7 separate regions of the Mus musculus genome follow, and all the other regions are linked to region 4. Evidence: chromatin loops called from intact Hi-C (ENCODE). Cell type or tissue: heart. All regions are shown on one strand.

Region 1 (4,000 bases), 68 kb before region 4:
TTATCATAGCAACAGAAAAGCAAACTAGAATAAGAATGATATCAAATACATTAGTCTGAGGGAGAAAGAAGAAGAAGAAGAGGAAGAGGAAGAGGGAGGAAGAGGGAGGAAGAGGAAGAGAGAGAAAGAAGAAGAAGAAGAAGAAGAAGAAGAAGAAGAAGAAGAAGAAGAAGAAGAAGAAGAAGAAGAAGAAGAAGAAGAAGAAGAAGAAGAAGAAGAAGAAGAAGAAGAAGAACCAGGCACATGAGGTAAGTCCATATTGTAGAACTTCTAGATCAGGGGAAATTAATCTGTAGAGGCAGAAAACAGATCTGTAAAGTGTTTGCAGCTAGGCCTAAGGCAGCTGTGAAGGAGGCATAAGAAAACAGTGGTGAGATGACAGCACTTAAGCCTCTATTATAGAGGCAGTTGCACTATACAATTGTTGAAATTCATAGACCTGTAGGCTTCTGATATGTATAGTGGATTATATAAATTACAACTTAATAAAGTGATTTGGGGAGAGAGGGTTACATACTCTGTTACCGTTGCTGGCCTCAAACCTGTAGTAACTCTCTTTATCATATTCTCCCAAGTTCAGAATCACAGGCGGACACCACCACACCTGGCAATAAAGTGATTTTTGAAAATGAGCAACATTGCCCTTTGTTACCTGATCAGAAATCAAAAATAAATCCAAGGGGTTAAGGGAGTAACCCAGTCCATAAAATGCATGCCATGGAAACCTGAAGACCGGAATTCAATCCCCAGCATCCATATAGGAAGTCAGATATGGTGGAGCACACTAGTGATCAGAGCTCTGGGGAGACAAAGCTACTACGCTCCCTAGAGCTCAATGGTCCGCCAGTCTGGCCTCATTGATGAGTTCCATGTCCTAGTCAACAAAGCAGCTGGCCACTGAAGTATGCCTAAGGTGATATTAGCCTCTGGTCTCCACACCCAAGAGCAAACACATACATATGCACCTACATACACGTGTGCATGCACACATACAGATACCACACACACACAGTCCAAGAATAATTATAATAAACCCCAACTAGATAAACATACAAACTCCTTTTAAAAAAAAAAAAAAAAAAAGGCCTATTCTTCTAGATTAGATTTTATTCTGGCAAGAAGTTAGTCTTGAGAGTCCAGAAAAAGATGAAATCAAACACAAGCCATTCATTCAAAGTTGGCACTGAGATGTTGTTTTGTTATCTGTAAAAAAACTATTGTCTGTTCGACATGTCCAAATGCATTTGAAGTGGAATAATGAAGGCCCTGACTTGTTGGGATCCAGGAAGCACCTCCCTCTTCTTACCTGGTTCCATTTCTGCTTGCCTCTCAACCAGATCTAGGCCTTCCTTCAAACAGGCTGTGACGTTCTGTGCTGCTGCCGTTATGGCTTACTGTATAGTGTATTACTTTGCACTCACTTGCAATGATGATGGAAGGGGTACAGATGCTAAGCAAATCCTAGAACAGTGGCAAGCTCCTAGTAGGTGCTTAATAAAGAACTATGGGGTTGTTAACTGTTCTGGACACATAAGCCTTGCTAAATGGCTTGTGGGGGAAAGGGGGTTTTGAAAATTAACCAGCATTCTCTACTTGCAGGTAATTGAAAAAAGTTGCTACAAAAATCACATTCTTGTATTTAGCATGCAATCGAGTTGTCTCGTGTTCTCACAACTGGTCCTCCAGCCCTGACACTTCTGAGGTTGGATTCACCCTTCCTCCCATCGCCTACTCTGTACTTTGTCCACTAACCACGTGGAAGTCAAATGTCTGTTTACTAGTCTCAGTCCTGGACCAGACTGAGGGCCCTTTGAGAGCAGAAGCTATGGAGGTCACTACCCCATCCAGCTCGGAGAACAGTGGCAGGCTCCTAGTAGGTGCTTAAAAAAGAACTATGGGGTTGCTAACTGTTCTGGACACATAACAACAGAGTTTATTTAAGGTTTTGAAAATCAACTGCACAAACAGGAAAACCCTGGCGCTTCCAAAGGGAACTCCACCCAAGGAGCGATCCAGCAGGAAATACCAAAAAGTCAGTATCTAGCACAGAAGGCACAGGGAAAGTGTTTCCAGTCAAATCCTGAGAGCTGGTCTCCAAGAGGCTGTGAAACTGTCTGGAAAACCTAAGGGTTTAAGAGCAGTACAACGGAATTCTCCTCCAAGGCAGATAATAAGGTATCGGCAAGGGAGCCACCCTGGCCCTCCTAATCCCCTGGGCCAAATAGCACACCACTGAATTCATTTCTAACACCACGGGTTAAACAAAGCACCATGGAATTCCTAGCAATGAGGGCTAGTCCTGGTCACCTGGACTATCAGTATCCCTGCAACTGCCTCCTTGGAAAATATTTGCAAAATTCCATATGAACATTCTCTGTCTTTCTCATTTTTGTTGTTTTTTGATTTTTGTTTTCCCTCAGATTGAATCTGAGGCCTCAATTGTATGTGTTAGATACATTTTCTACAAGAGAACTGTTCCCCAACTCTTCTCATTTTTTCTTTATGTTGAGATAGAACTCTTACTAAGTTGCCCTAGCCAACCTTGAACTTGCAAGCCTTCTGCTTTGGCTTTCTCCATACCTGGGTTTATCCATGTACATTCTTGAAGGCACTGGCACCTTAGTTACCTGCATTATCAAGAACAATGTAATAAAATACCATCTAGAACAGTGGTTCTTGACCTTCCCAATGCTGTGACCCTTTAATACAGGTCCTCGTGTTGTGATGACCCTCAACCATAAAATTATTTTTGTTACTACTTCACAGCTGTAATTGTGCTACTGTTATGAATCATAATGTCTGATGTGCAGAATATCTGATATCCAACCCCTGTGAAAGGGTGACTCACCCCCCCCACACACACACACACACAAAAGGGGTCATGATCCATCCACAGGATGGAAATGGCTGATCTAGAACCTTAAAGCACAAGAGATGGAAGGATAGGCACTTCTGAATAATAACCACCATTCACACCTTATGGTTCAAACAGTGGCTTCCAAGACATGAATAACCCCTGTCCTCCTTTCTTCCGTGGCCCGCTGGGTATTCACCTTTGGCCCATTTACTCAGTAGTGAGTGAAGAGAGCAAAGAGAGCTTAAGTCAACTTCATGTTGCCACATTAGCAATCCTCAAATTGGGAAATAAACTGGCTAAAATGAGCATGTAGGACTCTCTACCTCCAGCTTCCCATGATCCTCCTTGCTGATGTTCTGGTTATTAATATACCTAGACTTAACATTGCATAGTTGATTAATGATACCTTTCCTTCACTAGAATACTTAATTAAGAAATGATTTGGGGCCGGGCGTGGTGGCGCATGCCTTTAATCCCAGCACTCGGGAGGCAGAGGCAGGCGGATTTCTGAGTTCGAGGCCAGCCTGGTCTACAAAGTGAGTTCCAGGACAGCCAGGGCTACACAGAGAAACCCTGTCTTGAAAAACCAAAAAAAAGAAAAAAAGAAAGAAAGAAAGAAGGAAGGAAGGAAGGAAGGAAGAAGGAAAGAAAGAAAGAAAGAAAGAAAGAAAGAAAGAAAGAAAGAAAGAAAGAAAGAAAGAAAGAAAGAAAGAAAGAAAGAGAAAGAAATGATTTGGGGACTAGGGTATAGCTCAGTGACAAAACCCTGCCTGGCATATTTAAGACCCTTGATTAGATTTTTAATACCACCATCCCAATAACAGTAACAACAATAATAGTAGCTGGGCAGTGGTGGTGCTCATCTTTAATCCCAGTACTCAGGAGGAGGAAGGCAGGTGGATCTCCGTGAGTTAGAGGCCAAGCTGATCTACAGAGGATAACCAGGGTTACACAGAAAAACCCTGTTTAAAAAACAAAACAAAACAAAACAAAACAAAACAAAACAAAACAACAACTGGAAAAAAATCTATCTGAAAAAAGAAAGAAGCCATCTGGTGAATTTAATACTCCTGTCATCTATATCAAACAAATCACCAACTTGTATTTAAATAATGAATCCTGACAACGTACAAACATTTTCTA
Region 2 (4,000 bases), 190 kb before region 4:
AGCCATCATTTTAATATATACACAGAGGTTGGTGGTTTGCATGTCTATAAAGAAATGAATAAAAAAGGGAGGGGGTCTTTCCTTGTGAGCTCACAGAGAAAGGAGGAGAAGGCTGTGTGAGCCGAGCAGCAGACAAGAACGGCCCCGCAGAGTCCCCCTGCTCTGAGCTGGGCCACTCCAGAGGTCATTGCTGTACATCCTGTAACCACAGCCCTTTCCAAACGCACGGTGCTCTGACCAAACACAGTAAGGCAGATGGTTGATCCTCCACCGAAAGCAGAGCCAAGGACACCCATTTTGATTATTTTAACCGATCTGTATTAACAGCAGCCAACAAACGGGCTCGTCTGCACACAGGTTAACAATTAGCAGAACATTCCTGCAAAGCACGTACATTAGTTGTTTGTCCTGAAGGCTGTGTGGAAGGAAGGAAGAAGGGACGTGCCAGGGATTTTGGAAGACAGTTGTTCCCCGGAGCAAATAGCTTCCTGCAGCTAGATTTTAGGCCGCATCTGTCAAGGGATGTTTAACTGAAACTTGCTTGGCTTTTAGCCAAATATTTGGTCTCTGCTATATGGCCCATGGTTCAAGATGAGTTCTGTATAGAAGGCACCAGCAGTTTCAGGTCAAATATGGGATTTTCAGTCTTTGCCTTAGTGACATCCTCAATTCTGATGGATAACTATTTCTTGATCTGGGCTGTAGTAACACTGGACATATTTGCTCTGTGTGTCCTCCTGTGTGGACAGTAAATCTTACCATCAACTACAGGAGAGAACACAGGGAACATCCTGCTACCCTAGTTTGAATGGGTCTATTCACTGATACTGAACATTTCCGTGTGTCAGGCTCTTTGCCAGAAGCTGGGGGTTGGGGGGGGGGGGGGTTACTTCATTGCCTTTGAAGAACAGTTAATGGGAGGATTGGCACATCAACAGAACATTACAAATTGGTGGGATTTATTTTCTATAGAGGTGACTTATAAGGAATTCACTCACAAGAAAGAAGAGTACAGTTTAATTTAGCAGTAGCTCGGGGAGCCACAACAAAGCAGAGAGGCAGAGAAAGCAAGGGAGGTCGGAGGCATTTGCCTTGGTGATAAAGAGTTAAACTGAATTGTGAATGGAATTAGGAGTTTTTCAGACAGATAAACCATTCTAATGAAAGGATGATCATGTCCGAAGTCAAAGACAGATGACAAAGCATGTCGGGTGTTCACAGATGGGGCTGGAAAGAACAAAGACAGGAGATCTCCTTCCTGTGCCAGCCAGGAGCTAATCCCCAGGTTAGTTCCACATAGGAGGCGAGGCGCTCTCAGGCCACCTGAGCCTGCCCTGGTTTGCCCTTGTTTTCTTCTGGCCTTTTATGTGGCCTCTGGCTGCACTGTCTGAGGTTTTTAAGGGAGGAGCTGGGACCAGCATCTGTATCCATCTCGTCTACTAATTCTTGGAAGAATGAATAGGGAAGAGGTTAGAAAGACAGATTGTTAGCAAACACATTACATGCCAAGCTAAGAAAGTTGGTTTCTTTCACAGTTCATCTTGTCTGGAGCCCCTTTCTAAGTGAGATCTCTAACTTAAGAAACTCAACTGTGAGAGAGGGCAGAGGGGGACAGAGAGACCACCGGCTAGAAAATACACCACTCCCATGCTCGCTTCAGAGAAACCAGAGAAGGCAGAAAAAAAAATATTCTTTGTTCCAAATCTCCCGTAACCAAGGAACAGCAAACTTCCCTTCGAAGAGCCAGGATCCCCTGACCAGGTTAAACCTGCAGACTCATCTCCCCTTAGTGTAACGCATTTGCCTGTTTGGTCTTAACTCTCCAAATAGCTGAAATCAGCATCCAGAAAGGGGGAGCTGGAAGCAGGACAGGAAATGCTGCAGCAGATGGCTCCGCCTGGGTGAAGTAGGCTTTGAGCAGCCAGAGGGCAGCATGAGGCAACTGTGTGACTGCAGGGCAGGGAGCAGGGCCCAGGCACGGTGTGGTAAAAGGACTGTGCCTACATGGTGGTTCTGCCAAGCACCTTGGCAGACATCCTGCTTTCTCCAAACACCATCCTAATGCTGCCTACACTATTTTGCTAATGCCTGTTTTAAGTATCGGGATTACTTGAAGCTCCAAAGCCCTAGGCCCCCAGTTCTCCGCCCCCCAGACCAGCATTGCCAGTTCAATCTGTGTTCTTCTCCCCACTTCCTCTCCTTTGATCCTACAGAAGTCTACAAAGTAAGGGAAGGAAGAAGAACCAATGTGTGCATGCATCTTCCTCCTTCTCTGTTCCTCTCCATCCCTCTCTTCCTGCCCTCTTTCCCCTCTGCCTCCCTCTTCACATTTTGCTTTTTCATTCTTAGTACATCCTTTTCCAGCCTACAAATGCACCAGACACGTATCACACAAGAAGCCTGAAGGTCAAAAAGGTCTTGGGACAACCACAAGAAGCTGGAATGCATCCAAAGAGGCTTTCTTGTGGCCGAAGGAAAATCTGCCAGGATCTGGAATGATACAATAACTCTCTCTTATGTTCAAGGTTGTAAGTTTGGTCCCCAACACTGCCAAATAGATGATGATGACGATGATGACGATGACGATGATGACGACGACGACGATGACAATAACCCCCCCCCCCCAAAGTACAAACCCATTACATTGATCCTCAACCAAGGACAATGTCACCACTTACCCTTACCAGAAAGGAGATATTCGATCTTAAATTTTTTTTTTGTTTTCTTTTCTTTTCTTTTATGGGATTTTTTTTATTTACATTTAAAATGTTATCCCCTTTCCCAATTTCCTCTACAGAAACCTCCTATACCGTCCCCCTTCCCCTGCTTCTATGAGGGTGATCCTCCACCCACCCACTCCTGTCTCCTCACCCTCGCATTCTCCTACTCTGCGGCATCGAGCCTTTACAGGTCCAAGGGCCTCTCGTCTCAGTGATGACCAACAAGGCCATCCTCTGTTACATATGCGGCTGGAGCCATGGGTTGTTCCATATGTACACTTTAGTTGGTGTTTTAGTCCCTGGGAGCTCTGGAGGATCTGGTTAGTTGATATTGTTGTTCTTCCTGAGATTGCAATCCCCTCCAGCTCCTTCAGTCCTTTCTCTAAGTCCTCCACTGGGGACCCCGTGCTCAGTCCAATGGTTGGCTGCAAGCATCTGCTTCTGTATTTGTCAGGCTCTGAAAGAGCCCCTCAGGAGACAGCTATACCAGGCTCCTGTCAGCAAGCACTTCATGGCATCTGCAATAGTGTCTGGGTTTGGTGACTGTATATGGAATGGATCCCCGGGTGGGGCAGTCTCTGGATGGCCTTTCCTTCAGTCTCTGCTCCACACTTTGTCTCTGTATTTCCTCTTGTGAGTATTTTGTTCCCCCTTCTAAGAAGGACCAAAGCATCCACACTGTGGTCTTCCTTCTTCTTGAGCTTCTTGTGGTCTGTGAATTGTATCTTGGGTACTCTGAGCTTTTGGGCTAACATCCACTTATTAGTGAGTGCATACCAAGTATGTTGGGTTTGTTTGTTTGTTTGTTTGTTTGTTTTGGGTTTTTTTTTTTTTTTTTTTTTTTTACGATTGGGTGACTTCACTCAGGAAGATATTTTCTAGTTTCAGCCACTTTCTTAGGAATTTCATAAAGCCATTATTTTTAATAGCCGAGTAGTACTCCATTGTATAAATGTACCACATTTTCTGTGCCCATTCCTCTGTTGAGGGACTTCTGGGTTCTTTCCAGCTTCTGGCTATTGTAAATAAGGCTGTTATGAACATAGTGGAGCATGTATCCTTATTACAATTTGGAGCATCTTCTGGGTATATGCTGGGTATATGGTATAGCTGAGTGCTCAGGTAGTACTATGTTCAATTTTCTGAGGATCCGACAGATTTATTTCCAGAGTGATTTTACCAGCTTGCAATCCCACCAACAATGGAGGAGTGTTCCTCTTTCTCCACATCCTCGGCTCTCACCTGAGGCTTTGATCTAAGCCATTCTGACTGGTGTAAGG
Region 3 (4,000 bases), 77 kb before region 4:
AGCCCCTGACATCCTCTATGAACAGTTTATTACTTCTGAGGGTCTGTCAACATCCTCAGCTGTATAGATGTGTGTGTGTTCATGATATTCCACATCATGTATGTTTCGACTTCTCCTACTGGATAGTAAGATCTTTGAGGAAGTAAGCAGGCCTTGTTCATCTCACAATTCTTCAACTCTTGTCCCTCATTTAGACACAGCCAGATTTCAAGAGAAGATTGTAAAATAAATAAACTCTTTAGCCAATATTCTGATAGCATTGTGACACATGACTTAAAAAAAAATCAGAGAATCTCTTGGAACTGAAACCATCTCAGAAGCAAAGGTATTCATGTAGAAACCTTCTTAACAATGAAGTGTGACAGTAAGCACCTGTGTGACAGTAAGCAAGCACCTGTTGTCTCAGCTCTCAAAGCCGGGGGGGGGGGGGGGTGTCTCAAGTCAGAGGCAAGCTTGGGCTACATATGTGGTGAAATCTTGTGTTAATACGTAAACAAATAAATAGACCAGTTGTGATAGCATATACCTTTATTCCTAGCACTTGGGAAGCATAGGAAGTTGGTTTCTGTGAGTTCAAGACCAGCCTAGTCTACACATTCCATTCCAGGACAGTCAAAGCTACAAACTAGATAGATAGATAGATAGATAGATAGATAGATAGATAGATAGATAGATAGAAAATTAAAATTAAATGTCCTTGACAACCATGAGCAAAAAACAAACTTTAGAAGCCCCAAATCAGGAGGTGACACAACTGTGAATTCAAAGGAAGAATTTGTGTCATTGGAATAGCAGCAAGATCCTCATAGACAGCCAGTATATATGACACACCTATAACCCTTTCACCAATGAGCCTAGAATACAATCCACCCAGTATAACACAAACTCTCAAAAGAAAAGGAAAATCCAAACCCATGTCTCACACAAAGCTGTGTGATTTGCCTATTTTTTGTAAATGCAAGTGCAGAGGAAGGAACCTACTCCTAGCAAAAACCGCTATTGTGGCCAGATGTAGTGGTGCATGCCTGAAATCCTCACATTCAGGAGGCCAAGGCAGGAGAATCTCAGACCAAAGGGCTAGCCTGAGCTACATAGTAAGACCCTGTCTCAATAAACCATAACAATGCTAAGAATTGCTGTCCTTATTGTTATTATTATCAGCAGCAGGAGCCTAGAATGTCACTGGGCACCTACGATCTCAGCTTCCTGGTCAGATGAGAGGGGAAGTATGGACCATTAAGCAGCTTAGGTAACAGTAGAATCTCCTCTCTTCAAATGTATTGTCATTACTATTACCATTATTCTTAGTGAGTAGAAAAACCACTACAATCGCTTCTCAGCCTTTTGGCTAAGATCAAGTGGAAAACTACTACACTGAATAGCACCATCTAATCTACTGAAGTTTCACCCCGAGATCAGCCTACAGCCCGCAAGCCATTTGTGACCTCAAACTGCACACTTAGCCCTGAAACAAGGTGACTATTGTTCAGTAGAGGAACAGTGAGCCACCTTCCACACTCAGGCCTCTTCTCATTGCTCATTTGTATAGAAGCCACTGGCCCAAAGCCTTCCCCATCACATACATCTCCAACCCATAGCAACAAGTCCAAGAACACAATTTATAACAACCCATGGAGAAGCCCCAAGCACCAGGGACCTCATCTTTCCTTTATAGGAAACTAACTTTCACTGCTGTTCTTTGAATGCCTAAGAGGAGAAAAATAAATTAAAGAGAGACAGTGACAGACTTTATAATTTCCAAAGTTGGTGCCAAGTTCTGTCTAGGAGGAAGGACATTACAGGCATTTCACTCTTCCGGGAAAGCAAGGTTTGGGGGGGGGGGGGGGTTTCACGTTAGGCAGTGAAAAGCAAATGGCCTAAGCCCAAATCCCAAAGAACACCGTGATTTCAACGATTTGGGGGTTATCTGCCCTGTCTTTTCCCTCTGTGTCTGTGTGGTTCCTCAAACAAAGTGGGCTGGAAGGGTTCAAGCTCGGTTCACAGAAGGGAACATTCTGTACTCAGCCTGTGCCGGGCTGCGTTGTGTAAAACGAGATCAACAGAATGATCTCAGCCGCAGCGCAGCCCGGCAGCAGCAGGCACCACCGCCACCCCCCAGCCCAGCCCAGCGTTTGAACGTGTGGGCCCAGAAGCCATCTGCGGACAGTGACCGCAAAAGTGGGCACACGTGTGTGCCCCCGCACCCTCCCCCCACCCCCACCCCCACCCCCACCCCAGAGATGCCTTTCTGGTCCTGGAAGTTCAGTTCTGCTGTTTCTCACTGGAAGGTCAAGGGAGTTGTTAGCATATTTGTCTTTAGAGTTTAATTACAACTGAAGCACTTCCAAGGAAACTAGCCCCTGTGTGCACACTTCTACTTTGGCATCGATTGGAGCTTTTCAATCTGTTTGGATGTTTCCGTGCCTCAGATGACAGCGGTAATACTAAATATGCTACGGAGGCCGCGCCTGCGCTAAGAGGAGGCGGGGGCAGGGAAAGAGGACAGAAGACCAAAGGGAACGAACAGTCAAGACCATTGCCGGGGCTCCACTCTGCACCCGCCCCCAAACTTTTCCACCTACCAGATACGAAGCCTTTTCATCTTTTGTCTAGAATTTAGCGAACAATTCGACACATATTTATCCGATGCTTATTTTGTGCATGGGCCTGTTCATAAAAGAGTACCTGAAACAAAATTTTTTAGCAAAACGGAAGCCTGTCTTCCAAACTAGAGGACCGAGGGGAACAGAAAGGAAGAGGAGAGCTGTGTGACCATAGGTGGGGGAGGGGGAGTTAGGAAGAGAGGTAAGCAGTCTGAGCTGCTGGTAAGGACCTGAATTCATGTAGGTGTTTTCCAAAGCTCTGCAGGCAGACCACATGGTTGCCTACCAGGAATCTTCCCATGCCTGTTGTAAAAGATAGGGGGTGACACAAAATGCCCAAATCTCCCCGCAGGGGGTTGGTTGTAGGCTGGGCCTCTCGATGCCTCCTTTCAAGGAAACCCAGTCCTGCCCCGTTGCAGGAAAAAGAGAACAGCGGGTTGAAGGGCAGGGAGAAGAACAAAGGGCTTTCTGTGCAGGATGGTCTTGCCTCCTGATTTACTTACTGTCCTTGGGACATCGGGCAAGCGCCTCAGACTTGGTGCTGTTGCCGGAGAGTGCTCAGTTATTTAACTGGGGAAAAGCCACCTGTTTGCTGAATTTGCCTCTTATGGGGTCCAAGGAAACAGAATGTGCCTAATTAAGTAAATAGTAACCATGGTTGTTATGAGTGTAAGTGCGGGTCAGTGAGAGCTCTTTCTTAGATGTTGATTAAGAACATCACTACTGTGTCCTCTGAACTGTTTTCTCACCCACATATTTTCAGTGTTTTGACTTAGCAAGTGGTTGTTGAGCAGCCTCGCCTGCCTCCACGTCTGTGCTGAGCTGCTGAGCCTTGTCCTGGTGAAGTGTCCCCCTCTTTCTGGAGCAAGGGTGTCTGATCCAGGCAGCAGTACCTGGGGCAAGAATCAAATGCCTTCTCAAAGTGGGCCTTCTTGTTATGCTCAGTCTAGTCTCTCATCCATCTTCCAAGACTGATTTCTAAGGCAGTGGCAGCCTATTCCAGAGACAAAGGAGGTGCTTGGCCTGCCAGGGAGCTGGGGCTTAGCTGGAGCAACCCTGAAACAAAGCATTCTTGAGATTGTACTTGCAGAATGTAAACACCCTTTTCTCACTTCAGACCCGGAGCTCCTGCCAACACTGGAGAAATTACGATACAAAGAACCTCCAGGGCCTGGACATATTACCATGCACTGCTACCCGGGGAGGTAGGAGGAAGATGGCCTCTGGGGGACGGCAGTCATGGCTGTGTGTCCATCTGTAAACCAGTTCTCACTAGAACAGAAGACTAATAAAGATTCACAAGCCTCTCTGGGTATGGTGAACCACACCTGTAATCCCAACACTTGCAAAGGCTATGGAGGAGGAGGAAGAGGAGGGGGAAGAGGAGGAAGAGGAAG
Region 4 (4,000 bases):
ATCTAGTTATTTCAGAGTGTGGGAAAGGAAAGTCCCTGGGGATATGCAAAGGGACAGTGTTGTGAGCCCACTAGAGACCATAAATTTAGAGTGGTAACAGTTGGCCTCGATATTTTAGTCCAGCATGGCAGGTTGGAGAGAAACTGCGTCTTGCCAGGAAGTTCCAGGAACCAGGTGAGGGGTGCATGCATAGAGACTATGATGTCACAGCTAGGTAGGAGGGACGTAAGAACAAGATTGAGCATTGAAAAAGGAGATTGGAGGCCACAACCAAGTTGAAGAATTGTTCTGAAAGAAGTGTTAGTTGGTGTCTTAGTCAGGGTTTCTATTCCTTCACAAAACATCATGACCAAGAAGCCAGTTGGGGAGGAAAGGGTTTATTCAGCTTACACTTCCACATTGCTGTTCATCACCAAAGGAAGTCAGGACTGGAACTCAAGTAGGTCAAGAAGCAGGGGCCTATGCAGAGGCCATAGAGGAATGTTACTTACTGGCTTGCTTCCCCCTGCTTTCTTAGCTTGCTCTCTTATAGAACCCAAGACTACCAGTCCAGGAATGGCACCACCCACAAGGGGCTAGGCCCCTCCCCCTCTGATCACTAATGGAGAAAATGCCTTACAGCTGGATCTCATGGAGGCATTTCCTCAAGGGAGGTTCCTTTCTCTGTGATAACTCCAGCCTGTGTCAAGTTGACACACAAAACCAGCCAGTACGGCTGGGAAGTACGGTGCAAGGCTAAGAGTTCAGAAATGGAGGTAGTTTCTGGTGTTGCAAAGGTCTAGGGTACCCAAATAACAATGGAGTGTTTCAGGGTTGAGAATCTCAGATGGGCAATTTGCCTACCTGAATGCTAACCCCACTAACAGTGTTAACAGCTGGGAGGGAAGGCTGTTAAGTGTGTGGGACTTTCAGAGCATGAAGGTGAGCGAAAGTCAGAAGACTTTCACAAGGCGCCGGGTGGAGCTAGCTTAGCCTGGGGGCAAGGTCTAAAGCTGCAGAGGGAGGGAAAGGAAGAGGCAACTCACAGCGAACAACACTAATGCTAACAGGTGCTAAATTCCACTCCAGAGGCCTCATAAACTTCGTCCTCTCCTTGGGGGGCTAAGAGGCCACCCAGGGTAAAGGATTTATTCAGGGTCCTGGGCTGGGAAGGAAACGAGAAACAACCAGACCTTTTATTTCCCTTTCTCTGTTTCCTAAATGCCAACAGTGTTTTGGATATTTAAAAGGACACTTAAAATGCCCTTGTTGTTTCTGCCTTTGAACGACCAGTGCCGCTCAAGGACAGGGCGGTGGTAACCATGGCAGTGAGCAGAGGGTGGTGAAGAGGTGGTTTTTAAAATGGGGTGAACCTCAGACAGGCGGCAAACAGAGCTGGAACCTCTTGTCTTCCTTGGGGCCCTTTGTTCATTCAGCTTAACTGTAAGGAAAAGCTGAATTCTTCCCTGCAGGGAGGCAAGCTTAAAAAGAGAAGGGTTTGCCTCTCTCGAGGTGTGTCCCTGGGAATAGATTTCGGGGGGTGGGGGAGCACTAGGAAAATTTGGGGCAGCTGGCACAAACAGGGCACAAACAGGACAGTCTGGGATGGCAAAGAAACTAGCTGTCTTGCCTCCTGGGTACAGAGTTCTTAGGACCTGTCAGCTGTCTCGCCACCTCTCCCCAGACAGGTGGCCGCTCATGGGGGTGGCCTAGTATTCCAGCCAAAAAGGCTGCCAGGCCCAGCCTTTGCAGGAAGGTTTGGGGTGGGGGGAAGGGTAGAGGAGACAAGAGAAGGAGAGAGCTGACGCACTGCTGGATTAGGAGCTTTAAGAGCCTTCCCTTCCAGGACGAAGACGCGCCCCAAGCGGTCACAGGGCAGGGCAGGGCAGGGCAGGGTAGAACAGGGCAAACTGGAGGAGGCACATGGGCGCAGGAAAAGTCCCATGACTGCAGTGTTTTGCGGCAGGTTTCCCAGCTGCTGTAGGCAGAAGGGAGGCAGTCCCGGGTGATGGGCGAAGGGAGGGAGAGGGAAGAAGAGGGAAGTAAACAGGAGACCACGGAGAGAGCCAGTTCCCGGTGTTCAGAGAACACCAGCCGCCTCCGGTCCCGGTGGGTGGCTGTATGTGTGGAAATGAAACAGGGAGTGGGAGGGAGAGTGAAGAACAAGCATACACTTTTTTTTTTTTTTTTTTTTTTTGCCTGTCATCCACTCACCTCGTCTTCCCGACCCTGCAGCCCACGTCCCTACTGGGGTAGGGGTGGCAGGAGGTGGGAAGGAGATTGCTCGCCAGGCACCCACCCCTAAGTACAAGCAACTGTCGCTGAATCAGAACTGTCTCAGCCGCCTGTCACCTGCGCTCGCTCGGGAGGGGCACATGGCATCAGACTTGGGACTTGCGACGAGAGGGGGTGGAGGACCCAGCAACGGGCCAGAGCGTGGGGTGTCTCCGGGAACTGGGAAAAGCTGGGAGTGACTATCTCCAAACATCTAGGGGGACATCGGGGAGAATGGGTGGGACTAGGGGCTTAAGGGGACTTGGAAGCAGGGGGAGGGGATGACAGAGGGCGGGAGTGTCCTGCAGTGGGAAGCACCGGGGAACGGCGCCGGGGCTGAGGGGCGGCTGCTGCTGCCGCCAGTGCGCGGGGTTATGCGAGGTAACCGAGAGCCTGGAGGAGGAGGGAGGCGGCGTGGGCCGCGGGCCGGGGTGTCTGGCGCTCGTTGGACAAAGAGATGATGAAACGTGAGCGCTATATTTACCAAGGGGGTGGAGACGGGTGGGAGGGGGGTAAAAAGGACAAACTGTTCCACAACAACCACAGGAAACACAGCCCTTCTGACTCACCCAGAGGGCCGCGCCGACCCCAGCGCAGCCTTAGCCTCGAGGCAGAACCATACTCGGGGGGCGCCAGCACCCGGCCGAACCCTGGTGCTCTGGCTGGGGATGCATAGGCTTATAAATGAAAGGGACACCGGGTCGAAATACTGCTTGAGTGTGTGCATAGCTTTTGTGGGGTAGGGGAGGGCAAGGAACGACATTAATTTTTTTTTTCTTTTTAAGCCGGGTGGCTGGGTCATCGTAGGAAAGATGTGGCTGCAGTCGTGGAAAGCACGATTCCTGCAAAGTCATCTCCACTCGCACAGCCTGGCCGGCCAGCCCGCCCCGCCCAGGGACAGCAACACCAGCCACCCCACCTCTCTTTTCCTCCCCCACCCCCGCGCCTTGCACGCAGGGCCCAGAGTTGGGGTGCGGTATGGACTATGTTTAGAAGCTGATGTCATCGCGACACCCTACTCTGCAGTCTTCCCAGAGGGACCGCAGGGCAGGTTTTCCTGATCTTCGAGGATGTGGGGGTGGAAAGTGGCCTGCCTTCTCAGCACACCTCACACCCATGGTACCTCAGGGATTAAAAAAAAAAGAAAGAAAGAAACATCGCTAGAGTTACGAAACAGGGAGGCGCGCTCACGTGGAGCGTGCGAGCCCAGTGGCTAGCGCCCCAGGGGCCAGCAACCCTCCCTCGTGGCTCCACCTCCACCTCAGGTGTGGGGGGGCTAATGTCAAGGTTAGCTCACGTGGGCGCGGGCGCCCGGAGCTCCTTGCACGAGTTTGGGGCGGATTCCTCGTCCCCCAATCTAGGGCAGTTTGTTCAACTGCAGCAAAGAGAGCTTGATGTTCCAGCAGGGAAGGGATTTCTGAGAACTGGGACTGTCCTCAAATGAACCTGCCTCCTCCGGCTGCTGCGGCGGCGGCCGCCTGCGGAAGACTTTTTAAAAGGGCGATGCCAGGCCCAGACGCTCGGCGCGCAAGTGGCTGAACCGCCCGCCACTCTGCGGCCGGAGCCGAGCACCCGCCCCGAGCGCCACGCGGGGCTGCTCTGAGCTCAGGGGGCTGCCGGCTAAACTTATCCTCCTGCATATGCATGAACGGATGGCCTTTCCGCTCCGCAATGGAGAGGCCTGGGGTTTTGCGGTAGGCTGCTTAGTGGAGCAAGAGTAAAGTAGGGCGTCGTGGAAGTTTTCGCG
Region 5 (4,000 bases), 110 kb before region 4:
CTGCCACTGAAGACGGCATTTCTCTCAAGTGCTGCTGAGCCAGAGAGTTCGGATCACCTCTTCTTCTCTTCTTCCGGCATATCTATAGAGTAACTGCCACCCGCTGAAGTCCCTGATCCCATCTACCAATGCTTGTCAAGATGCAGCCTTCCTAGTCACACAGGAAGGCACCAACAGCCATGCTGATTTTGAACACCAAGAACCTGCATTAAATGAGGACTAAGGAGAGGACTCCAGTAAGATTTCTGCCAGGCATGGTGGCACAGGCCTGTACTCTCAACGCTTGGGATGCTGAAGCAGGAGGATCAAAAGTTCCAGGCCAATCTAGCTACATAATGAGACCTTTAAAAAAAAGAACTCAGTGAAATACCAATTTCTATCACTTCCATATATGAATAACACTGAGACCACTAGAAAATATTAATTATAATTCAAGAGCTTTGTTACTTATATAAAAATGGAAGCTAAACGAACATTTCCAGAAACTCACCGCTCAGAAAACTGGGACTTTTCGACAGGGAGAGATTTTTAGTATATTGCTAATATAGCACTGAATAGGATGAAACGGCTTATTCAAAGGTCTAAAAAAGGCAGAACAGCTCCTCTGCTTCTCAGTGTCTCAATCTTTTCCATATTTAGTGAGCAAGAGTCAAAAATATCAAAACTCCTGGGAAATTCTCAGTACGAGAATTTATTTTTTGCTTAGCATAATTTAGTCCCATTTGTGGCTGCATCATGCAAGACTCAGGATCCCTTATTCTTGAAAGCGAGAGCAATTCAAGACATGACTGTTGAATCAACAGCCAAATAGTCCTTTATCCTTTATCCTTTGACCAGTTTGTAGCTAATTCATAAGAAATTAAAGTCAAGAAGCTGGGAGATGACTCAGGAGGAGAGCACTAGCGGGACAAACTTGAGGACCACAGTTTGAATCACCAACACATGACTAAAAGCTGGCCATGACTGCATGAACCTGGGACACCAATGTTGTCTGACAGGCAGATCCTAGAAGTCTACTGTGAGCCAACCCAGCAGCAGGGTGAGCTTCTGCTTCAGTGAGATAGTGTCTCAGGGGCATAAGATGGAGGGAGAGCCAACATCCTCCCCTGGGCTCTGCACGTGCACAGACATGCCATCAACGCACGCACACTCGCACATCACACACACCCACACATACACACAGAATTAGTTATTCTTTATTAAAGAAAAGATCAAAAAAATAGGACCCCAGCCTTAAATAACAGCCCTTAGAGGAAAAGCCCCGAGCTGGGTGGTCTCTCCAACTCATGTATTGACAATGACAGTAGACCAGCTTGTTTTATCTATAACCAGACATCAAAGAAAGTAGACTATGATAAACAGTACCATTCAGAGAACAGGACATTGATTTTAATTGCTCTTAATTTGTACTGCAAGGCAGAGAAAAGGCAAACCTTCAGAGAAAGGAATGATTTTTTTTTTAACCCAAAACTCGGAGATTTTAAGTGAGCACAAAGACACTTAGCTGGATGCTACTCGAGCCATTCTCTAGAGCTAAAAACAAAGCAGTAATTCTCTTCCCCCAGTAGCCATATGGACCTATTGCTCTATCTCTGGGGATTTTAAATGATTTTAAAACCTTGAACCTAAAGCAACACTCGAAGCTACCAAAGGTATTAGGTGGGGGCAGGACTCCAAACATCAACCGAGGAGTGCTATAAAGGAATCAGATTTGTGTCAAGCTGTAATGCCTGCAATAGGTGTTTCGTATAGTCTATTTTTAGCACCCATTTGTAATGGCTGATTTAAAATTAGTATCATCCAAAGTCAAATGAATCTTGAGAATGAAGATTATCCCCGTTTGACCTATCTGCTTTTAAAACTGCCAGACAAATGCTACAGACAAGCTCCACCGTGTTCAGGGATCTTTGGTTTCTGAACTCAGTCAGACAACTGGAGAATTTTATAACTTGGTAAAATCCTAAAGAGAAACATGTAGTCTTCAACTGTCCTGTATCACACCATTAAAGGCTGTATGTCTAGACACTGTACTGAGGGCTCTGACTCTGGATTCCATCGGAAAGGAGAGGCTGGTGGTATGGGGTATGGCACAGTAGTAAGACACTTGCCAGGCACATGCAAGGTCCTGGGTTCAGTTCCCAGTGCTATCAAAAGAGATAAAATGTAGACATGGAAATGGACATGATAGAGATAGGGATGATGGAGATAGAGATGATACAGAAGGAGGATGGAGATAGAGATGGAGGGAGAGAGAGAGAGAGAGAAAGAGAGAGAGAGAGAGAGAGTAAGCAATTTCTGCCTACACCTGGACCTGATGTGTACTGGGCAGCAAAGACGGAGAAGGAGCAGTGGCCACAGTAAGGAGGCCCCTTACTCGTGTGCACCTCCTTCTGGTCACATTCAGACCTCTTCCTAAACTCTTCCATTCACCACTCTAGAAAATTAAACTAAATCACCCAGAATATTGGGGTTGGGGTTTACGCATCTACAGTCCAATACAAATAGCAATTGGTCAAGTCTGTGTCTGCGTGCCAAGAGGGCCAGTGTCTGAACTGCAGGAGAGATTGCTTAGACAAGGACTTTGGAAACCACAAAGACACTACGTAAATATTGGTTTTATTTAATTAGTTAAAAAGTAATAAATTATCTACATGAACAGCTCCTATGCTCCACCTAAACAGATTCATTTCTAGCTAATCCATTCATGAATTTTCCAACATATAAGGAAATATGGCCAGATGGGATTGTTGTGGCAGTGGGGTTTTTTTGTTTGTTTGTTTGGGGTTTTGTTTTGTTTTGTTTTGTTTTGTTTTGTTTTGTTTTGTTTTGTTTCTGGTTTGGTTTGGCTTGGCTTGGCTTGGCTTGGCTTGGCTTGGCTTGGCTTGGCTTGGCTTGGCTTGGCTTGGTTTAAGAATTACCATCTGATCTCTATGGTGCAATCCCAGCACTGGGGAGGCAGAAGCAGGCAAATTTCTCAGTTCTAGGTCAGCCTAGTGTATAAAGCAATTTCCAGAAGAACCAGAACTACACAAAGAAACCCTGTTTCAAAAGCAAGAACAAAGAAAAATGTACCCTCTGGAGAAGTTCCATTTCTTACTTGTATGCATTTATACATCCCCTCTGTTCACCAAGAGTCTGGGGTAACATACAGTGCTGTAAAATACATTCATGGAGCGGGGAAGTGACTCAGCGGGGGGAAGTGTTTGTCACTAAAGCCTGAGAACAGTCACAAGCCCCATCCATCATGTACATGGTTGTGACAGCCCACCTGTAATCACTGTGAGTGGAAGGCACAGGCAGGCATGTCCAGAACAAGCTGGCCAGCCAGACTAACCGAATCAGCCAGCTCTGGGTTCACGTTAGAAGAAAGATGGACCTGCCTCAAAAAACAGAGCAGGGAAGATATCTGGCATTGACCTTGGGCCTCTTGTGAACATGCCATACACACACATGTGAACATACATACACATTAGTGCATACCACGTACAAATAAAAGAAAAAATAAAGTACGTACAATAAATCAGGCATATGAGGACAGTTTCTTCCTTTCTCTAACAGCTGTGTATACCTCATGTACCTACTACACCTTAGCCCATGTCAAAATCTTGTCTCCAGGAAGTTGTGGCCCACGCCTTTAATCCCATCACTCAGTAGGCAGAGGCAGGTAGATCATGAGATCAAGGCCAGCCTGGTCTCTACAGAGCAAATTCCAGGACAGCCAGGGCTACACAGAAACCCTCAAAACAACGAACAGCAACAACAACAACAACAAAGCAAACAAACAAAAACTACTTACCTGTAATTATAGTACTTCAAGGCTAAGGCAGGATCATTATCATTTCTGACATGAAATGTTTAATGAGACCCTGTGTCAGAATGAGGAGGGTGAACAATTAAAAAAAAATGGTGAAATTTGTGCATGTGATAGAACAGAGGGAATAGAGAATTTGGAGCTGAATATTCTGAAATTGTAGGGTGGGGGATAAGCAGCACGGTTGTG
Region 6 (4,000 bases), 99 kb before region 4:
TCTCTCTCTCTCTCTCTCTCTCTCTCTCTCTCTCTCTCTCTCTCTCCCCTCTCTCTCTCTCTCTCTCTCTCTCTCTCTCTCTCTCTCTCTCTCTCTCTCTCACACACACACACACACACACACACACACACTCCCTCAAATTACCACCTCTGCCAACAGTTTCAAAAGTCTGTTCAGACTCTTGCTGAGTCATTTATTCACCATATAATAAAAGCAACAGCCAGGCAGGCAGGGTGACACAGTCCTGTCGGTCCAGCACTGGAAAGACTGAAGGTTATCCTGGATCACACAATAGTCCTATCCCCAAAAAGAAAAAGGGAAGGGAGAGAGAGAAGGGGAGGGGCATGCAGGGAAGAAGGAAGAGAGGGAAAGAAAAGAAAAGAAAAGAAAAGAAAAGAAAAGAAAAGAAAAGAAAAGAAAAGAAAAGAAAAGAACAAAACAATGTTCCTACCATGGAAGCAAATAACAGCTATGTCTAGAAGAGAAATGGGGGAAACCTTGGTTAAGTCCCCCAAATGGGCTTGTGTCACTACAGTCAGTTCACCTGTCACCGCAGTGGACTTCACTGACCGCGATGTTTTGTATCACTCAAGTAGATATTACTAGAAGGCCTGTTACTAGAAGTGTTTGCTGGAGGAGAGGTAGGCAGCATCAAGCCTTCCTCTGAAGGTTCTAGCAACAAATAGAGGTGTGGTTCCCCAAAACATCACCCTGGGCAATCCAGTGAATTTATTAGGCTTACTTACAGAGCAATGGGTGGCTGGTTACTGGGAGGAGCACAGGTGGGTGTGGAGCACCACACTAGAAGGTGTGGAGCACCACACTAGAAGGTCTGCACCTAGCATGAATGCCTCCTGTTTAGATGGTGTCCCCTACCCTGGTCCTCCCAGAGGTCAGCTGCTATTGGGGCAGATTTGCATTTAACGTTTTGGAAGGTGTGGGTGGATACAAATGAGGGAAGGTCAGCTGTCAAGAAGCCCGGCTGTGGTGATGTTTGGCAAGCCCGCACAGCTCAGCCGATAAAGATGTGGCAATGTGGTCAGAGGATAGTCCTATACAATGAACCTGATGAAAAGAGAAAGCCCATCTATATAAGACACTCAGAGGCAGGTTCACCCAAGAGCCAAAATCTACATTGTACAGCAAACAGCAAAAAAGTGTCGTCCCTCTTCTCCCCCACCCCCGCCCCCGTACTGCCCTTCCCTTCTTCCCAGCGCCTTCACTCAGAGAAGTGAGGGAGAATTTGTGGTTTTGTACTTCTGCAGAGGCTGGGTTTGCACTAACTATTCCGTAGGCAATAGGAGCCGCAGGTGGCTTGTCTCCTTTGGTTTTTACAGTGCTGGGGAGAGAACCCAGAGACTTACAAATGCTATGCAATCTGTCTACTACTGAGCCCAGAACTCCCCAGCTCCTACTCTGTTGATAGCTTTTAAATAAATAGGATAGGGCCATTAGCAAAATCGGTACAATAGCTGTGGGTAAACTGGAGGGAAGTGTTGGAGCCCAGCCTCCTTCTGGCAAAGTCCAGATGAGGTGCCCCTCAGCAGCAATGAATAGACATAGCATGAAAACACCGGGCCAGGACATGCAGATCACAGACCATGGAGAAGCACAGGACCTTGCTGCCTGAGCCTGTAGCCTCTGTCTTCATTTCTAGAGGATCCAAGTCAGAAGATTCCCCAAACAGAAGCCTGCCAATAGAGTCCTTAACAGGGGACAGGCCCTCTTCCCACATGGCCCAGGAGGATTTCTGGAACAAGGGTGGCTCTGGGTCACTGTGAGAAAGGTCAGCGGACACTGCAGATGTTGCAGTGGCTCTATCCCTCTGGGCCTCCCTCCAGGGCTTGGGACAATTCCAGGGCCCAATCAGCAAGTTAAAGCCAAAGCGAGGCCAACACAGTCCCTCCCATCTCAATGAGATGACCATGGAAGATGACTCTGACCTGTCCAGGCACACTCAGAAGGACCGGTGTGCTGTGGAACCCGGTGGGGGTTGGCACCGAATCAGTGGGGCTCTTCCACAGGGTTCACCCCATAGGTTAAAAACAACCAAGACCCTTCTTTTCAGCCAAGGTTTGAGATTCCTAAATCTATCCCCCTTCCTCTCCCCTCCCGAGTTGACTCATCCTTTTGTTCCTATTTCTATCTCATCTTCCTTTCCCAGCATGCCTTGCCCTTCCTCCTGACCCACTCACTCTCTTTACTCATTCCTCCACACAAACGTGGAATCAACAACATGGACTTAGGGCATCATGAAATAACCCCTAGTGGACAATCCATAACCATCTCATCCAGGTCTTGCAATCTCAGCAAGAGCCCAGAGTGCATCCCAGGAGATGGCTGAGCCTTTCCAGTCTTCTTTTGCACATTCCTAACACCCTACTTACCAATCAGGAAAAGGGGTACATTCCTCAGTCCTGACTGAGCTCCCTGTGCCTGGCCCTGCTGGTTCCTTTTGCTAAGTACCTCAGGGCTGGGGAATAGAAGGTGGGCTTTCAGGATAGCTCTAAGCTCCTGGCACAGAACATGGCAGGAGAGGGTCACCGGCTACAGGGGGCCACAGCATGAGGGGCCCAAGAACGAATACCAGACCAGAGGGCAGTGAGGTGAGGGCAGGAATACAGAAGGCTGGGAGAAAGTGTGGGAAAACCCAGGCAGAACTGACACACCTTCCAAGTGGGAGTGGCTGAGAGAAGCAGGGCCCTTTGCAGACTTACAGTTCAGCCTAAAGGAAAGATTCTGTGCTAGGGGTAGGAAGAGAAAGAACACAAGAGAGCTCAACTGGAATTAGTTCGGAGAGGGCCTTGAATGCCAGCAATTTATCCCACTCACAGAAAAGAATCACTGAAAACCATTGCGCAGGGCTTTAGTGGTTACTAAATGATAACGCTTAAGTAAGAAAATGTCCAACAGGGCCCCGTCCTGCTGGGACGAGATTGGCCCTCAGGGCCACAGCTGTAAACAGCAGTTCTAAAAGACTTGAAAGGGCCTTCAAAGAGTTGTTTTCATGGTTAAGAACACCTGACATTCTTACAGAGGACCTGGACCATGTGTTGGCCCACAAACCCATCTAACTCCAGTCCCAGAGGACATACCAGGCATGCATGTGGTACAAACACCACAAGCAAAACACTCATACACATAAAATAATAATAATTTTTTTGTTATTTGTGTTTTTTTTTTTTCAAGACAGGGTTTCTCTGTGTAGCCCTGGCTGTCCTGGAACTCACTCTGTAGGCTAGGCTGGCCTCGAACTCACAGAGATCTGCCTGCCTCTGCCTCCCAAGTGCTGACTGCAGGGATTAGGTATGAGGCACCACACCCAGCCAAAAAAATAAATCTAAAAAACAAAAACAAACATAAAAACAAACAAACAAAAAATCCTTTAAAAAAGAACTTCTATTACAATGAAAACAGGCCAAGTGAGGGAGCAGTTGCACACTACCCTCCCTCTCATTGTTAACTGTGGTTTTGTTTAGGTGTCTACCACCTAAACTACGTAAGAACTTGCATTCATGGCTAGAGACATTATTACCCCAGGGCACTGCAGTATTTCCCTCTGACTCTGGTCTGAAGCCACACCCTCGCTTCTCCATCTTCCACACCCACAGGTGACCTCTGCTTTCACAAGCAAAGCACACCAGTCATGAAAGGACTCCCAGAGAGAGCCCAGAGGGGGACTCAGGATCTGGAAGGGGAAAAGCAGGAAGTCTGCTGCTGCTCAGGCAGTGGGGTGCTGAGCTCCTGGGCAGGAAGACAGGAAGTCAGAAGCCACAGCAGGTGGAGAAAAAGGCTCTGGGGAGGTCTGCACTATACCTCTTAAGTGTGACACCATGGGCTGCCTGTGGGGCAGAAGGACGACGACTCACACAGGAGCTAGGCTCCAAGACAAAACACCACACACTGTATGATTCTACTGAGAACGGGCGGATCCAGAGAAAGAGAACACAGAATAATGGTTGCCAGGGAGAGTAACTGCTCCGTGGGTGATGCTGAGAAA
Region 7 (4,000 bases), 130 kb before region 4:
TGCTCTCTTTCACAATGGGTGCTCTCAGTGAACTGGATTCACGTGCTGTTTTTCAAATCACAAGCTGCTGATCCACATGCAGAACTGTCATGTCTTAGTCATTTGTTCCCTCTATTTCTTTTATTTATTTGCATGCATATGGATATTTTGCCTGCATGCACATCTATGTACCACGTTTACACATGGTGCCTATGGACTGCAAAAAAAAGTATGTTAGATTGCCTGGAACTGGAGTTACAGAAGATGGTTTGTGAACTGCCATGTGGATATTAGGAATCAAACCCAGGTTGTCTGGAAGAGCATCCAGTGCTCTTAACCTCTGAGCCATTTCTCCAGCCCCTCTATTTCTAATTATGAAGTTGCTGAGCACACATAAACACAGAAAGAATATGAAAGTGAACATCTAGTTGGGCAATGGTGGCACACACCTTTAATCCCAGCACTCAGGAAGCAGAGGCAGGGGGATTTCTGAGTTCAAGGCCAGCCTGGTCTACAGAGTGACTTCCAGGACAGCCAGGGCTACACAGAGAAACCCTGTCTCAAAAAAAAAAAAGAAGAAGAAGAAGAAGAAAGTGAACATTTATAAACCTTCCATATTTACAATTATCAACATTTTGCTGTTTGCTTCCACCATCTCTATCTAAATTTCTTTCTAAAGCCATGTTAATCAAAGCTCTTCACTTCTGTAGACTTTAGTATCTTTCACCCAAGAATGATACCTCTCCTCTATGATGCTGTACTGTTATCATGCATAAGGAAGCAATAGCCATCCCAATGTCATCTAACATATAGTCCAAGTGAAATTTCATAGTTGTTTCTGAATTCATTTTTGTGACTATTTTTATTTTCTAAGCCAGTACATTTGATTGCCACAGCTCTTTAGCCTTTTAGACAACAGCTGCTCCCACAGGACACTCTTAATTCTCATGAAATTGAGTTTTCAAAAAATTGCAGGTCAACGATCTTGTTGACTGTCTCACATTCTGAACTCACATGGTTATTACCCAATATCTTGGTCTTATTTTCTAGTTTCTATATGTCCTATAATCTGGTGGTTAGACACACTTGGGTTAAACATGTTTGATAAAGATAGGGCTATCACTCAGTGGTAGAATGCATGTGTAGCATACACAAAACCTTGTGTTCAAAGCCTAGGGCCACAGTGGGGGAAAAAAGGAAGGAAGGGAGGAAGGGAGGGAGGAAGAAAGGAAGAGAGGAAGGGAGGAAGGGAGGAAGGGAGGAAGGGAGGGATGGACGAAGAGAAGGAGGCAGGAAGGAAGGAAGGAAGGAAGGAAGGAAGGAAGGAAGGAAGGGAAGGAAGGAAGGAAGGAAGGAAGGAAGGATGGATGGATGGATGGATGGATGGATGGATGGTGGAGAGAGAATGGAAAGTAGGCTTATTCAGTAAGAATACTTTACAAATATCTTCCATACTTTGGCATCACACACTAGGAGGTCACCAAGTTACAGTTTCCATTGGAAGTGATGCTGCCCTTGACCACATGAGTAATGTGGATACCACCAGGTTTCTACAGATAAAATATGTGTTTTGCTTTTATAATTAAAATGAAAAGTCAGAGATGATATTTGGGATCACATAACAATTTTCTTTCAACAAAGTTCGGGAAGACGGTTTCAGTATGGAGATGCATCTGACCCTCTCGGCCATTCTAAAGCTCCTTGGGTCAGTCTTACCCTCACATCTATGTGAGACAAGAAGTAGGTCAGATCTGCTTGTCGTTGCCATTGCTTCCGGCTGTCACACTTAATCACCCTTGAAAACTACTCCGGCATAGCTTGAAGAGTCTAGCCCATCTTGGGATCCTCTCACTTTTGACCAGATCCCTGTATCCAACCAAGGACCAATCCCCTCCCTCAGGGCTAGACCCGTGTATGCATGCCCTGCCCCTATCTTCCCCAATTCACACAAACACCTCTCCCCACACAGCTCACCCCAGGAATGCCACCTCACAATCAATCCAGCATGTTCTGCCTCACAAATCCCCTGGTAGAACTGATTCCATTCATTCTCTGCAAAATCCCGCGCTACAGAGCGAACAGGCACAGACCTGATGGGCCTCCCTCTCCTGTTTTTGTTTTCTTGTCTCACTGCATGTGCTTTAGTTCTTTGAAGAACCAGAAAACTGCAATATATGTAACTCATACCAGAATATCTATATGCCTAAAGCTTCTGCTAATAAGCTCAACGGTTTCCAGCATCTAAAAAGACCCAAAATAGAGCAGATCCTAATAATTATCTTCCTCTGTCCACTAAGGAGAAGGAGACAGCATTATGCCTTTCAGTGGTATGCTCGGGTGTTCTTAATGCCTCTGTCTTGGGAGTCTGAAGCCCTGAAATTTGTAGACTTTGTTAGTTTCTATCGTGTGAACACTCCACCTACTGCTGATCTTAGACTACCAGCCAAGGTAGGTCTTGACACCATAATCAGCTGTCCTGACAGCATAGCACGGCTCCAGCAGATGGCAGTGTTTGTGATAATGGCCTCCCTTCTTTTGCTGCTTAAATGCTCATCTTTTTTAAACCGGAAGTTAACACACACATACACATACACACACACACACACCCTTTTTTTTAGGTAAGTAGAATAGTATCGAGCTTTTCTGCTAATACTTCCTATATGAATAACATCAATGATGCTCAAAGTAACTACAGTATGATCGTCTCCGTGAAGGCCCAGGGCAATATGGAATTAGAATGCTATTCACTTGGGCGTCTGGACTGTTTCCAGATCAGAGCTATTAAAAATAGTAATGACTATTCTGTTGAATCTACACTTCCCATGTGAGTCTCTGACGAGTCTGTAAGTATAGCATCAACCTTAGTGGATTGCATAAATAGTTTACCAACCGTCCTCCCTCCTACTGGGTCTGGAACATTGCCCTGCTCTGTGTTGTCAGTTATTATCAGTCTATTTAGTGTTCGCCTTTGGAGAAAATGCATAATGATGTTTCATTGTGTTTTACAGTTTATTTTTTCTGATTGCTAATTACCATATTGTCTATTGTTTTTGGTCATTTGAATTCCTCCTGCATTTCAACTGCCTGTTTCTCTCATGGCTAGGTTTGTAGGGGGTATTTTCACATCCTCAAACAGCAGTCCTCTGCCAGCTATAGCAATTGCCAGAATCTCTCTTCTCCATGGCTTCTCTTTTCAAATGTTGCATTCTTTTATGAATATGCATTCTTAACTTTCCCTAAACAGAGCTTTTGTATTCTCCTCTTTAAAAAAAAAATCTACTCCCAATACAAATACCAAAATCCAAAGTAGAAACTGGAAATTACTACTGAAATGTAAAGTAGAGGTGACCTCCTTAAGCAGCTCATGCACTTCTCCAAAAGAAGCCAGGTTCACAACTTTAAAGCAATATGCCCTTCCAATATGTCTCTGTAGGTGACAACTACACCGGTCCCTTCCAAGAACTTTCACCTTCCAGGACTCAAAATTACCACCAGTCCTCTATATAGAGAAAAATACAGATTCAAATTGGTCTCTGTTGGACCCTCTTATACATCCCCTCTCCTCTGGTACCTGCAAGGATCTCGTGTTTCCATGATATACATTTGTTCAGGTGTTTTCTTTATTTTTATAGCTGAGGCCTTTCTTCATAAAGTTATTTGTGAATCTTATGCCTGTATGGGTAATAATAAGTTAACTGTCTCCGAAGCATACATACTGTGGTATGTATAGCATTACTTAGAAGCAATTCAAGAGGTAAACTAGATCCAAGTAAGCCATGCATAATGTATTACCTGACACCGCTGCCCTCAAGGGAGCTAGAATTCACTGGATATCTGTAATTGGAAGATACTTTACATACATCATGCCTAATCTCCCACGAAGTCCAACCAGGCAGCTTCTATCTACTCCAGCTTAATGGAAAGTTGAAGGCTCAAAAGTATTGTGATAAGTCAGTAAGTAAAGCATTTGCCCCACAAGTATAAAGATCTAAAGACCAGAGTTCGAATCCTCAGAACTGAC

The links. Peaks named below come from ENCODE experiments on the same cell type or tissue, not always from the same donor. Only the 100,000 strongest peaks of a DNase experiment are listed, where the experiment ranks them.
Region 1: it touches region 4 in a loop (5-fold over the local background); 14 of 42 quality-filtered maps call a loop at or near these places.
Region 2: it touches region 4 in a loop (5-fold over the local background); 12 of 42 quality-filtered maps call a loop at or near these places.
Region 3: it touches region 4 in a loop (5-fold over the local background); 14 of 42 quality-filtered maps call a loop at or near these places.
Region 5: a loop joins it to region 4, with 2.9 times the contacts of the local background. A loop is called at or near these places in 7 of 42 quality-filtered maps.
Region 6: it touches region 4 in a loop (4-fold over the local background); 7 of 42 quality-filtered maps call a loop at or near these places.
Region 7: it touches region 4 in a loop (7-fold over the local background); 13 of 42 quality-filtered maps call a loop at or near these places.

The regions. Positions count from the first base shown.
Region 1 is chr19:23,063,840-23,067,839 of GRCm38, forward strand. C330002G04Rik (a long non-coding RNA gene) reads right to left here. Exons shown (of 8, transcript XR_001782629.2): 2 at 518-604. Among named protein-coding and RNA genes, the nearest start is that of C330002G04Rik, 10 kb to the right of the region's middle. In heart, a CTCF peak has its summit at 1,994; a DNase peak (open chromatin) is centred at 1,932.
Region 2 is chr19:22,938,740-22,942,739 of GRCm38, forward strand. All of the region lies in intron 22 of Trpm3 (transient receptor potential cation channel, subfamily M, member 3), which reads left to right. Among named protein-coding and RNA genes, the nearest start is that of Gm52388, 14 kb to the left of the region's middle. In heart, a CTCF peak has its summit at 1,922; DNase peaks (open chromatin) are centred at 372 and 1,922.
Region 3 is chr19:23,055,005-23,059,004 of GRCm38, forward strand. The region is part of intron 4 of C330002G04Rik (a long non-coding RNA gene); the gene reads right to left. Among named protein-coding and RNA genes, the nearest start is that of C330002G04Rik, 19 kb to the right of the region's middle. In heart, no CTCF peak of the experiment used is centred here; DNase peaks (open chromatin) are centred at 2,017, 2,467, 2,807, 3,677 and 1 weaker place; H3K4me3 peaks cover 1,482 bases; H3K27ac peaks cover 1,970 bases.
Region 4 is chr19:23,132,321-23,136,320 of GRCm38, forward strand. It overlaps 2410080I02Rik (a long non-coding RNA gene), which reads left to right and starts at 2,178. Exons shown (of 2, transcript XR_386610.3): 1 at 2,178-2,634; 2 at 3,039-4,000. In heart, CTCF peaks have their summits at 1,854, 2,865 and 3,777; DNase peaks (open chromatin) are centred at 1,931, 2,671, 3,471, 3,641 and 2 weaker places; H3K4me3 peaks cover 2,351 bases; H3K27ac peaks cover 1,771 bases; H3K27me3 peaks cover 1,896 bases.
Region 5 is chr19:23,022,471-23,026,470 of GRCm38, forward strand. The region is part of intron 5 of C330002G04Rik (a long non-coding RNA gene); the gene reads right to left. Among named protein-coding and RNA genes, the nearest start is that of C330002G04Rik, 51 kb to the right of the region's middle. In heart, a CTCF peak has its summit at 2,433 (motif pointing left); no DNase peak of the experiment used is centred here; H3K27ac peaks cover 270 bases.
Region 6 is chr19:23,033,335-23,037,334 of GRCm38, forward strand. The region is part of intron 5 of C330002G04Rik (a long non-coding RNA gene); the gene reads right to left. Among named protein-coding and RNA genes, the nearest start is that of C330002G04Rik, 41 kb to the right of the region's middle. In heart, a CTCF peak has its summit at 2,293; DNase peaks (open chromatin) are centred at 1,807, 2,617 and 3,707.
Region 7 is chr19:23,004,237-23,008,236 of GRCm38, forward strand. The region is part of intron 5 of C330002G04Rik (a long non-coding RNA gene); the gene reads right to left. Among named protein-coding and RNA genes, the nearest start is that of C330002G04Rik, 70 kb to the right of the region's middle. In heart, a CTCF peak has its summit at 2,476 (motif pointing right); a DNase peak (open chromatin) is centred at 2,455.